2 separate regions of the Mus musculus genome follow, and region 2 is linked to region 1. The links are chromatin loops, found by intact Hi-C in ENCODE. Cell type or tissue: left cerebral cortex. All regions are shown on one strand. Links, peaks and the distances in the headings refer to the core of each region. The heading gives the core; the rest is flanking DNA. Region 1 overlaps Gm33415 (a long non-coding RNA gene). Region 2 holds the start of Gm52709 (a long non-coding RNA gene).

Region 1 (5,373 bases), core at 252-5,251:
TCCTGCACACCCCTAGTCCTCAGCTTGACGTTTATAGATTAATCATTCTGCTATGTGCCTGTCTTCACTGATACCCCAGCTGCGCTGGCCTACAGCAGGCCCATTGGAGTTTCTTCCAAAGAAGGGTGGATAGTCTACCTTGTGACCTCAAAGGAATGTCATTAGGCTAAGATGTGCAAAGCATCCTGAGGACTTCCAAAGCAAGTGCTGAGTCCCAAGTGACACTCCTCTCCCAGCAGAACATAGAGGAAGGGAATAAATATTTGTATGATGGGCTAATTATTAGCGACAGCTTTGATGTTCTCGGCCTTTGTTAGCAAATGGAATTTCGAGGTCGGCTGCGGACAAAGGCATCACTTGGCTCCTTTTAATGAGTGCCAGAAAAACCTGACTTGTGTTTCTCTGCAAGGGACTGATTGTCAAAGGGGCTATTGGATGATTCTCAGTGATCCAGCTAGCCCGTCCCCTGTGCATTTTCTAGCCCAGGGAACTCTAAGCGATAGATTTTAATCTTTAGGGTGATTTTATTGCCTTTATGGGAGGCCCTTTAGAAGATGTAAACTCTTGTTACTTTAGAAGCAAAATATCTTATTATGAAAATAGAAGAGTCCCCCTTGGTTTGTATGTGTGTTGCCTGCCCCTCCACCAGCCCCCATGAGTGCATAGAGGGCAGGAGAAGGACCTTGGGTATCTTTCCCTCTCAGTCTCCCATTGTATTCTCTTGAGACAGAGTTTAACATTGAACTTGAGCTAGGCTGGGGCCAGCAAACCCTGGCAGTTCTCCCTTTGTCCCTTCCACAGCCCCAGGATTAAAGGCCTGTGCAGCCGCACCCAGCTTTTTACAAAAGGACTAGCAGTTTGAACTCTTTCTATTATTATTATTATTTACTTAATGTATACGAGTACACTGTAGCTGTCTTCAGACTCACCAGAAGAGGGCGTCAGATCCCTTTACAGACAGTTGCGAGTCACCATGTGGTTGACTCAACCCCTGGAAGAGTAGTCAGTGCTCTTAAGTGCTGAGCCATCTCTCCAGCCCCGGGGGATGTGAACTCTTACCTGCTGAGACATCTCCCCAGCACCTCCTACGGTTTGTCTTGATTTTGTTTTTCTTGAAGCCAAGTCTCTTGTAGCCCAGGTTGGCTTCAAACTTGCTATGTAGTTGAGGATGACCCGAGTGTCCTGATCCTTCTGCCTTTACCTTTGAAGTTCAGGGATCACAGGCCTGTGTTATCACAACTGCTTTAATGAGGTGCTGGAAGTCAAATCAAGGTCCTTTATGCACTGAGCAGGCACTCTACCAGCTGAGCTATATATATATCCCAGCCCTGAAAAGGTATTTAAGGTTTGTTTCAACTTCTCTCTCTCTCTCTCTCTTCATTCCTTTCTTTGTCTGTCTGTCTGTCTGTTTGTTTTGAGACAGGGTTTCTCTGTGTAGCCCTGGCTGTCCTGGAGTTTACTCTGTAGACCAGGCTGGCCTCAAACTCACAGAGATCTGCCTCTGCCTCCTGGGGGTTGGGATTAAAGAGGTATGCCACCATTGCCAGCTTGTTTTCCTTTTTCATATAGAGGGCTGGGAATGTAGTTTAGTTGGTCAGAGTGGTTGCCTAATACACCTGAGATCTTGATTCAGTCTCTAGCACCAAGTTCAACTGAGTTTCGTGGAATGTTGCTGTAATCCCAGTAGTTGGGATGTAGAGTCTTGAGAACCGGAAGTCCAAAGTTATCCTCAGCTATATAGGTCAGCCTGTGCTATGTGAGATCCTGTCAAAAAAAGAATTGTAAAATTAATTGTAAATTAGCCTAGTTAAGAATCAGCCAAATGATCCCGTAAAGATTTTAAAAGATTTTAACCTTTTAGATAAGTACTGTTAAATAATGAACTTTAAAATATAGATGAACCTTTAATGCATGGATACATAATGACAGCAGGGTACAGGATTCATAGTCTTGGCGTGCGTCAGAAAACATAACTTCTGTGACACCCAGGGAAGCTTTGGACCCAGGCCAAAATAATTTAATTAAACTGTGATATTCTACCAGATAAATACCAAGAGTAAGACATGTCTTACTGCTGCAGGGCATAAATAGACTACAGAAGCAGGGGTCGGGTGTGGTGGACACAGACAAGGAAGTCCCGCTTTGGGGAGGTAGGGAGACCTTCACAGGTCATTTGCGTTTCCGTATTTAGGAACCAGAAGGTAAACAAACGTACTCCTTGGAAGACATATTTCCTCCTCCAGAAATGGCTGCGGCATCTTTTTGTTGGGCTGTGGGGAAGACCAAAATGAGCTATGGGCTGACGGTCGTTCAGTTGGCATTATTTTTTTAATTGTTCTTTATGCTGCATATTTTTAGTGCTTAGCTGAGAAATCAATCTATTCATTTTCATTACGCAGAAGCCAACAAAAATACGACTTCGGAGAGTGAGACTGCCTAATGAGAACAAACAAAGAATGGCAGATAAACGAGGCACTTGGCTATCAAGACATTAAACTTAACACAACTGGGAAGAAGGCCAGGTTTTAGCTTTCAGAATACGGTGCAGCATGCCTCCAATCTCAGAACTGTGATGGTAAAAGACAGGATGATGAAGTGTTCGGGTCCAACCTGAGCTACATGGTAAGGTCTATCTCATACTACTCCTAGTTCTGCACATGCAAAAGCTCTCACTTTAGTCAACTGTGTTTGCATTAGTCCAACAAGATGATTTCGTATGTGTTCAAGAATGAGACCATTTGAAGTTCTTATTACATGTGGTGGCTCAATTCTATACTGAGGGGGCACTTAGGGAAAGTGTTATAGGTTCCAGGCCAGCAGGATCTACACCGTGTGTTCCAGGTCAACTGGCTGTACAGAGAGGCGATGTCTCAATAAACAGACAGACAACGTGCTTGCAATTTTTGGTCTGGCTGTGTGGCTCAACCTAGAGTCTAGCATGCACAAGACCTTGAGTCCAATCCTTAGCACAGAAAACAAAAGAAAATTAGGATTTTACATGCTAGCTCTATAATGCAGCAGAAACGGTGGGGGCCACCGTGATGTAAACGCCGAGGCGAGCAGCCACAAAAGCATCTCCTGCAGGAGGACCTAATTGAGGACTTCCTGAGAGGAATTCCCAAGGATTGCTGGTGCAGACAATGCCAGCCGATCGGGAACTGCTGTCTAGAAGAGACACTTGCTTCCTTGGGACCAATGGGGCGAGGGTGGAGCTTGCACCAGCATTCAGATGAGCTTGCTGTGGCATTTCTCACCTGCTCCCAAGGAGTCTGTGACCTTGACTCTGAGTCACCTCGTGAGCCACCTCACCTCCAACCTCCAAGGACAGGTATGGTCAGGCAGGACAGGCAACAATATAGGTTACTTCTTTCTTTGGATTTATGTGTCTCTGAGTGTAGGTATCTGCACCAGGTTTGTGGAGGAGCTCTCAGAGGTCAGAAGAGGGCATCAGAGCCCCTGGAACTGGAGTTACAGGCAGTCATGAGCTCCCAGGTGGGTGCTGGAAACCGAATCCAGGTCACCTGCAAAGGCCTTCCTTCAGCCATCTCTCCAGCCCTAGAGACGGTATTTGTGCAAATGTTTGGTCATTTGGAGCAATGAAGTTTTATGTACCTTGGTGTCCCCTGCTTCCCCCCACCCCATACACACACACTCTGAAACATTCTGTCATTTGGTGGTCACCTCAGCCAGAAGCCATTTTCACATGATTTCAATGGCCTTGCCTGCCTGATGTGTATGACTGCTTGCTCCTTGTGAGACAGTAGGTGAAGGGTTCAGTGTGAGGTGCCCTGTCTACCGTCAGGGAAAGAGCTCTGCAGGAAGAGGCCGGTGAGCAGGGGACTAAGCAATAGTCTCTGCATCAGGGAAAGAAAACCTCAGGGTTGTCACTGCTGGCTTGGTCTCACCCTCAGAGCGGGTTCCTTTGAGACAAGGGAGGGACATCTCCCCCTGCTTTGCTGCGTGTATGATACATATCATTTGATTTCGGATGTATTCATGAATATCCAAAATGTCCATGGCATCAGAATCAAGGGCTTGAAGAACAGTGCACGCCTTTGATCCCATCGCTCAGAAAGCAGGGGCAGGTGGATCTTCGTGATTCAGCCTGGTCTACAGGGTTTTAGGACAGTCAGGACTACACGGAGGAACTCAGTCTCCAAAAAAAACTAAAAAGGAATCCTAAGTAAGATACTCCTTTTTGGCAGCAAACGCCCTTGCCCACAGCAGACGTAGGGCGCATTCTCTAACTCTCGGACCTATGCGTAGGCACATCTGGAACCTGGGGCCCTTTTGCCTCACAGGTGCTGGTCACTTGCCTTCCCTGCCCCCCATGCCACATTCTGTGGCTCTGCAGTTCTAGGAAGCCCCACCACAAGCCCACTCAGGAAGTCAGGGCTTAGGCTAGGCTATGCTGAAGGGGGCCACTTCCCACTGCGCAGCCTAATTTGGATCCATAGCCAGTTCTCCCGGGGAGACCTTTTTTTTTTTTTTTGAAGGGCTGGAAGATCAAAACGAATTTCAAAGCAGCACTCAGACATCTCTTCCTTTCCCCTCTCATTCTGCGTGACTGTACCCTAGAATTTTCAAGACTCCACAGGCCCTGAGATGAAGTCATTGCTCTGACAAGCTGGTGAAATGTGTGCTTTGTCTTCTCAAACCCTGCTTTTGACCTTTTAGCGTGCCTTGTAATTTTGTGTTGAAAGCCAGACATGGAGCAGGGAGAAGGGATTGTGGTAGGCAGGCCTCTAGTAATGCGCTGCTCAGTGTGGGGACCGGACGGTTCTGTTGTCCTGTAATTAGGGCGCCATCTTGCAGTGAGCTTGGACTGTGATATTCTTTTATGAATCTCTCAGAGCTTTTGCCAGGTCAATGAGGCACCAGTGAAATGGTTTCTTTACAAAAAAAAAAAAAAAGACTTTATTTTTAGGAGCTGGAGAGCTGGCTCAGCAATTAAGAGCACTTACTGCTCTTGCAGAGGACCTTAGTTCAAACCCCGGCACTTACATGGCAGCTCACAGCCTTCTATAACGCCAGTTCTAGGAAACTGTCTCCCCCTTCTGGCATCCTAGGGAACTTCCAGGGCTGAGGCTGCAGTTTAGAAAAGAATGCTTAGCCAGCGTTTCCCCAGATCCCAGAACTCAAAAGGAAAGCCTCTCCTAACTGAGCCTCCAGCTCATTGTAGATTACTCTACCCTGGGCTGGGTCAAGCGGTGTTCCCGTGCAGGTCGGCCTCCACGCCTTCCCAGCTATGGTGAGCAGCTGGCCTGCAACCTCTCTTCTCTGGTAGATCCAAGACAAATGGCTAAATTTGAATTTGGCTTTTTTTTTTTTCTTTTCTTCCTGTTTGGGGAATTGTTTCTCAACTCCTTGTGT
Region 2 (5,373 bases), core at 65-5,064, 200 kb after region 1:
ACTTAGGGAAACCAAGCAGCTTCCTACTAAGTTGATTGTGAACAAAACATTTTCTCTCCCTGTAATGGGAGAGATTCTATGGATCAAATAGAAAATTTGTGATTATGTTTATCTGGTATGACTGTAGCTCCTGGAGTAAACATAATATTTATATGGGAATTACTTTTTAGTTGCTTATCCTGTAAAATTGAGCCTCACAGCCCAAAGTTTGGACTTTTTCAAAGCCTGTGTTTAATTTAGTACATTAGTCAGTATCTTCCAGAGAGACAGAACCAATAAGAAGTGGGTAGGGCAGGGTGTGGTAGGGATGGCTCCCACCATTATGGAAGTAATGAGGTTTTACCTTGGGCCCCCTGCACACTGGAGACCTGGGGAAGCGAGTAGCATAGCTCAGCGGCTCTGGGGACTTGAGAGTCAGAAGCTGTAGATGCTGTGGAGCTGAGGTCACCACCCTCTCAGCTCCAGGATTGGCCTTTGCTTTGCACTTATTTTGTACAGGCCTTAAGCTGATGGGTTCACACTGCCATTGTTAAGGTCACTCACTCACTGGCCTCCAAAGGTACCTGTACAGACACTCACAGCTGAAGTACATTGCTGTCTATCCTTTAGCCACTCAAGATACCGCGTATTAACCATGCCAGTCAAGAATGCTGTGAGTGGCAGATGGCCTTACTTTGCTGTGTTTGTCTCACATTTCAAATCTCTTTGCGTATATGCCATCCATGTGTCTTTACTATTAAGGACAACACAGCCAAGCATCATGCCATGCACCTGCAGGCTTGCACTTGGCAGTGGAAACAGGACAAAGAGTTGAAGAACAGTAAGTCCAGTGATAGCCTGTGGGCACACACCCCTCGCCCAACCCAGCAAATAGCCATACCTGTCTTTGGTGGGTTGCTTAGCTCTGTGGTGTCTGACCTCCTGACCTTCATTTTTGTCTGAATCTCAGATAGTGAATGGGAAAGTCTTTACTTCCTACTGTGTCTTTTTTTCTTCAGAAATACTGCCCAGGGTACCTTCATCCTGGAAGTGTCTCTTCTTAGTTCGGGACTTAGTGAAGGTGATAAATTTATGTGAGGTTTATGTTTGTGTTCAGTTGTATCAATAGTAAATAAATAGTGAGCACACTGTTAGAAACACTTGATCTGCTCCTGGAATTAATTAGATTTATGTATGTAAGTACACTGTAGCTGTCTTCAGACACACAAGAGGGAATCAGATCCCATTACAGATGGTTGTGAGCCACCATGTGGTTGCTGGGATTTGAACTCAGGACCTCTGGAAGAGCAGTCAGTATTCTTAACCGCTAAGCCATCTCTCCAGCCCATCTTAGAGTTCTTAAAGTGATGAAGCCCACAGCTCCAGAGCCTTGAGTCTGAGAAAAGGAAAGCCTGTGTCTGCAGAATAGCGACAGCTTTCATAGGAATGGACCCAGTTTTCCCAGCCAGTGAGGGCGGCACGGAAAGCTGAGGCTGTGTGCTATTTGCAGAGTTGGAGCTTAGGGCATTGTAACAAGGATTCAGACCCAGGGAGTTTGGTAAGCCATATGATTCCTGGATTTATTTTTTGGTTTTAGTTTTTGGTGTTTTTGAGCAAGTTGTTAACTTATAAAGAGTAGGAATCAGAGGAGGCCTTCCCATTATTAATGTCCAGCAACCCCCAGTGTGCTGTGGCCTTTGACCTGAGAGCTCCTGCTGCAGTAGCAGTGTCCTCCAGAGAAGATGTAACCCTTCGGATGGTAACACTAAGTAAAGTCAGTGAAGAGACAGACACACTGTAGTTACATTTTGTGTGTTGGTCCTGTTCTGTGGGAGACATACAGTTATAAACATGGAGAGACCCTAGGAATCGACTGACCTTCCATCCCTTCACTTTTTCTTTCATTTGACTCTACCTTTGTTTTGCTATAGTTGTGGAAGTGTTTATGTTTTTGACACAATACTGCCGCCCCCTGGCCAATGGGCAAGACTGCATCAGGAGCTCTAGGAGGTTTTTCAGAGTTACAGGTCTGCTTATAAGCAAGCCAGAGTAGGTGTTTTGTTTTTGTTTTTGTTGTTTTGTTATATGGAATCAGTGGGCATGTGTGCGTCAGTTGGTAACTAGTAATGTAGAAATAGCACATCTAACTAAGTTTCCAGTATATCTCTGGCTAGGTTCAGAAAAAAAAAAAAAAAAACAATTTACAGTTGCCAGTCATTGACTCCAAAGAGTCTTCTGATGAGTTCATGTTTTCGTGCGTCTTACAAGTGTTGCAGAAATGTGTGGATGCTTATATATTGGAGCCGGGTTGAGGGAGCGGCTGGTCACCTGCCTTCCCAGCTGCTCTGGGAAGTACTCATCATTGTGAGCCTGGAAAGGTTGCTGGAGGTCAGCGCCACCCCTTCCACAGAGCTCTCGGGATCTGCAGGGAGACCGGCTCCAGCCTCTCCACACAGGTTCCTGACAGACGATGGGCCTTTCCTTAAGCAGTCACCTGCTTTCAGGTGCTCTCTTTCCATTCTTACAAGTTCTTTAAATTATTCTCATTTTCCAGGACAAAACCCAGAATCTTAGAGCGTGGCCAGAGCCACACACATGGTGTGACATTGGGGGTCCATGGTGACAGGCTTTCCTGTGTTGTCTAGCGAACTGTGTCCTTTGTTCCATAGTGCTTGGGCCAGGTTTCATGTGATCATTCTGGCTGTTGTTTTTTGTTTTGTTAGTGTTTAAACCCTAAATAAAACAGATACAAATCTTTTAAGTCTATGTTTTTCAAGTACTTTGACTTCATTTTGTCCACACACACGTAGTTAGCAATGTTTAAAGACATTTTTCCTGCCATTGCTTAGGGAAGGTGCAGCATTTAACAGTGGCAAGGGGACGGAGTCATCAGGCATGTGTCAGCGCTGCAAACGTGGTGAGCTTGTGACTGTCTCAGTCATGGTCTTAAGTTTCTCCCCTCGGGATAAAATGGAAGGACAAGTGTTTCTCGTGGGTCTTGGCAGACTGAGCCTTCTGCCAGGTGTGGTCACGTGTTCTGTTCTTTGGCTGCTTTAGCTGCGCTTGCCATGCCTGGTACATCCTACCTGTGAGTCCCTTTGTCTGTGGTCATAGCTGAGTTAAAAACAAACAAACAAACCCCAGTGGTCAGACAGCGGCTAGGGTTCAACAACTTCTCAGCACGAACATGGAGTGTTCTGTGCTACATGCTGGTATCCGACTCCATCTGTCTTTCTGGTCTCTACTTTTGCTGAGAAAGCATCTCTCCCATCTTCCCTCAGGATACACAGCTGTGTCATGGTCTCCCACAGAAGGGGGCTGCTCCTTTCTTTGAACAATGACTTCAGCACTTTTTCTGTGACCTTCTCATACTGTTTGTCATCAATGTTTCTTCTGTAGAATAAACAGTACAGACTAATGTTTTTTCCAGTAAACTTTTCAGAGTAAAAATATGAATGCTAAAACCTAAGGCCTATACATCGTGCCTATCCTTTGTGTGCATGGTCTGCTTAATGTGAGCCCATAGGCAGTGCCCTTTTCCTATAGCCATGCTTGTTTAATAGTTGATGCAAAGAATCGTGGGTTGTGTGGTATGTACTGTGGGACAATACTCTGCATTCTCAGTTATATTGACATTTAAGGCAGTTTTTGCCTGCCCTTGCTGGTCCTGTAATGCAGACTAGATTGGTCCCTTCAGTAAACCAAGATATGTCTTCCTTTATTAATGATGGTCCCTGGTGTACTTCAGAATTCATCTGTCTTCTTTACAAATATGAGGCGTTTTTTGAGCTTTGGCCACTATATTTGTGGCCATTGAGCTTCTGAGAAGTTAGAAGCTATCCAGAGGGACATTACTGCCTTACCTCAGGTAGTCATGAAACAGAAGGGCTCCCTGGGTTGAGCTGTCTCACAACCTAACATACAAGTAGTTGACTCCAGACTGTACCCTGTAGCCTTCAAACAGAAGAGGCAATGGCCACTGTCTTAGCTAGTGATTGAGGAGAAAACAAAGTTAACTTTTATATGCTTAGTTTCTAGGACAATGATGGACAGGAGGGTCTTTGTTTTGTTTTGTTTCTTTTCCAGCAGTAATGCATAAGCTATTCTATTCTGGGATCAGAGGTAAATGAGGCAGGTCCTATTGTTGTGTGTACATTCTCATCACCACCTACTGTGCGTGGTGTGCTTCATCATTTTGGCATGCAGCAGTGACTTCCATACAGTTCTGTGGCCCACAGTGAAGGGAGAATTTGAGACAGTTTGTGACAGGCAAACCTTGGAGGGGAAGAGACTGTCAGGTGTCTCTGGGTAAGTTCTTTCTAGCTTGTTACTTTTAATATGCCTCAGTAATGTGCTCTGGCTATTATTATTTACCAAAATGGTTAAGGATTAAGGTAGAAGTACGTTCTAATGTAGTGATCTTTATTACCATTAAGGGAAAATGTAATAATGAATTAGTCACACTGAGAAGCTTCAAGACCTAGGTGTCTTGTCTCTGAGATGAGCAGTTGCAGGGTTGCAGCAGGGTTCCGATCTGAGGGCCTGGGGCCTGGGGCAGGGGATTCTGCTGTTAGTCCTGTTCCTGCTGCCTGCCTGTCCACCGTTGCAGGGCTTTTGGTCGTAGGTATGATGTGCACTTGCAGGCACCTGAAACCTGTTCCTAACGCTGTTAGATTTTCCTTTTCAGAGTAAGAGGGACCATCTACTCATGAACGTCAAATGGTACTACCGTCAGTCTGAAGTCCCAGATTCTGTCTATCAGCATTTGGTTCAGGATCGGCATAATGAAAACGGTACGTGTGCCCTTGTGATGATGTACTTGTAACTCATAGCTTTGCTAAAGTTCTTTTTAAAAACATCAGTTAAGTGGATATTACTTCTGGTATAATTTCTCTCAAAAGAACTTGCAATAAAGAGCATCGCTGGGTCCTCTCGCCCTTGCTTTTGCATTATTTTTCATTTTCCTTAAAAACAAACAGTAAAAGAGAGGCCTGGAGGCCCAGCTCATTGACTACTCCGGAGAGGATTCACGTTCAGTTCCCCGCGCCCACAGCAGTCAGCGCACAGCAGCCTATAACTGCAGTTTCAGGGGATCCAGTCACTGTAGCCTACATGGATGCACAGTGCACACAACACTCATACATACAGATACATAATTTCTAAATCTTTAAGAAAATACCAAAACAAAAATATTGAGGGGAAAAACCTCTAAGCACATCGTAATACATTTTTTTTAAAAAATAGCAGTAATATAATTCTTGAAGCTCCTGTGTTTGACCTAGTGATAGACAGTATTTAAAACCCTGTGAGGTTGTGTTCCTTGTTTTATCGGAGGCTTGTGTTACTGAATTTCTCTATGTCCCAGGCAGAGAGGGTTTTCATAGGAAAGCTGTC

Evidence for each region. A loop is a pair of places that touch in the nucleus more often than their neighbours do. Peaks named below come from ENCODE experiments on the same cell type or tissue, not always from the same donor. Only the 100,000 strongest peaks of a DNase experiment are listed, where the experiment ranks them.
Region 2: a loop joins it to region 1, with 4 times the contacts of the local background. A loop is called at or near these places in 25 of 42 quality-filtered maps.

What each region holds. Positions count from the first base shown.
Region 1 is chr4:150,260,006-150,265,378 of GRCm38, forward strand. Gm33415 (a long non-coding RNA gene) reads left to right here. Exons shown (of 2, transcript XR_390965.3): 2 at 2,400-2,900. Among named protein-coding and RNA genes, the nearest start is that of Gm33415, 3.5 kb to the left of the region's middle. In left cerebral cortex, for the core only: CTCF peaks have their summits at 932 (motif pointing right) and 5,058 (motif pointing left); a DNase peak (open chromatin) is centred at 5,071.
Region 2 is chr4:150,464,029-150,469,401 of GRCm38, forward strand. Rere (arginine glutamic acid dipeptide (RE) repeats) reads left to right here. Exons shown (of 23, transcript NM_001085492.1): 5 at 4,667-4,772. It overlaps Gm52709 (a long non-coding RNA gene), which reads right to left and starts at 3,401. Exons shown (of 2, transcript XR_003955312.1): 1 at 1-3,401. In left cerebral cortex, for the core only: a CTCF peak has its summit at 1,970; a DNase peak (open chromatin) is centred at 1,946.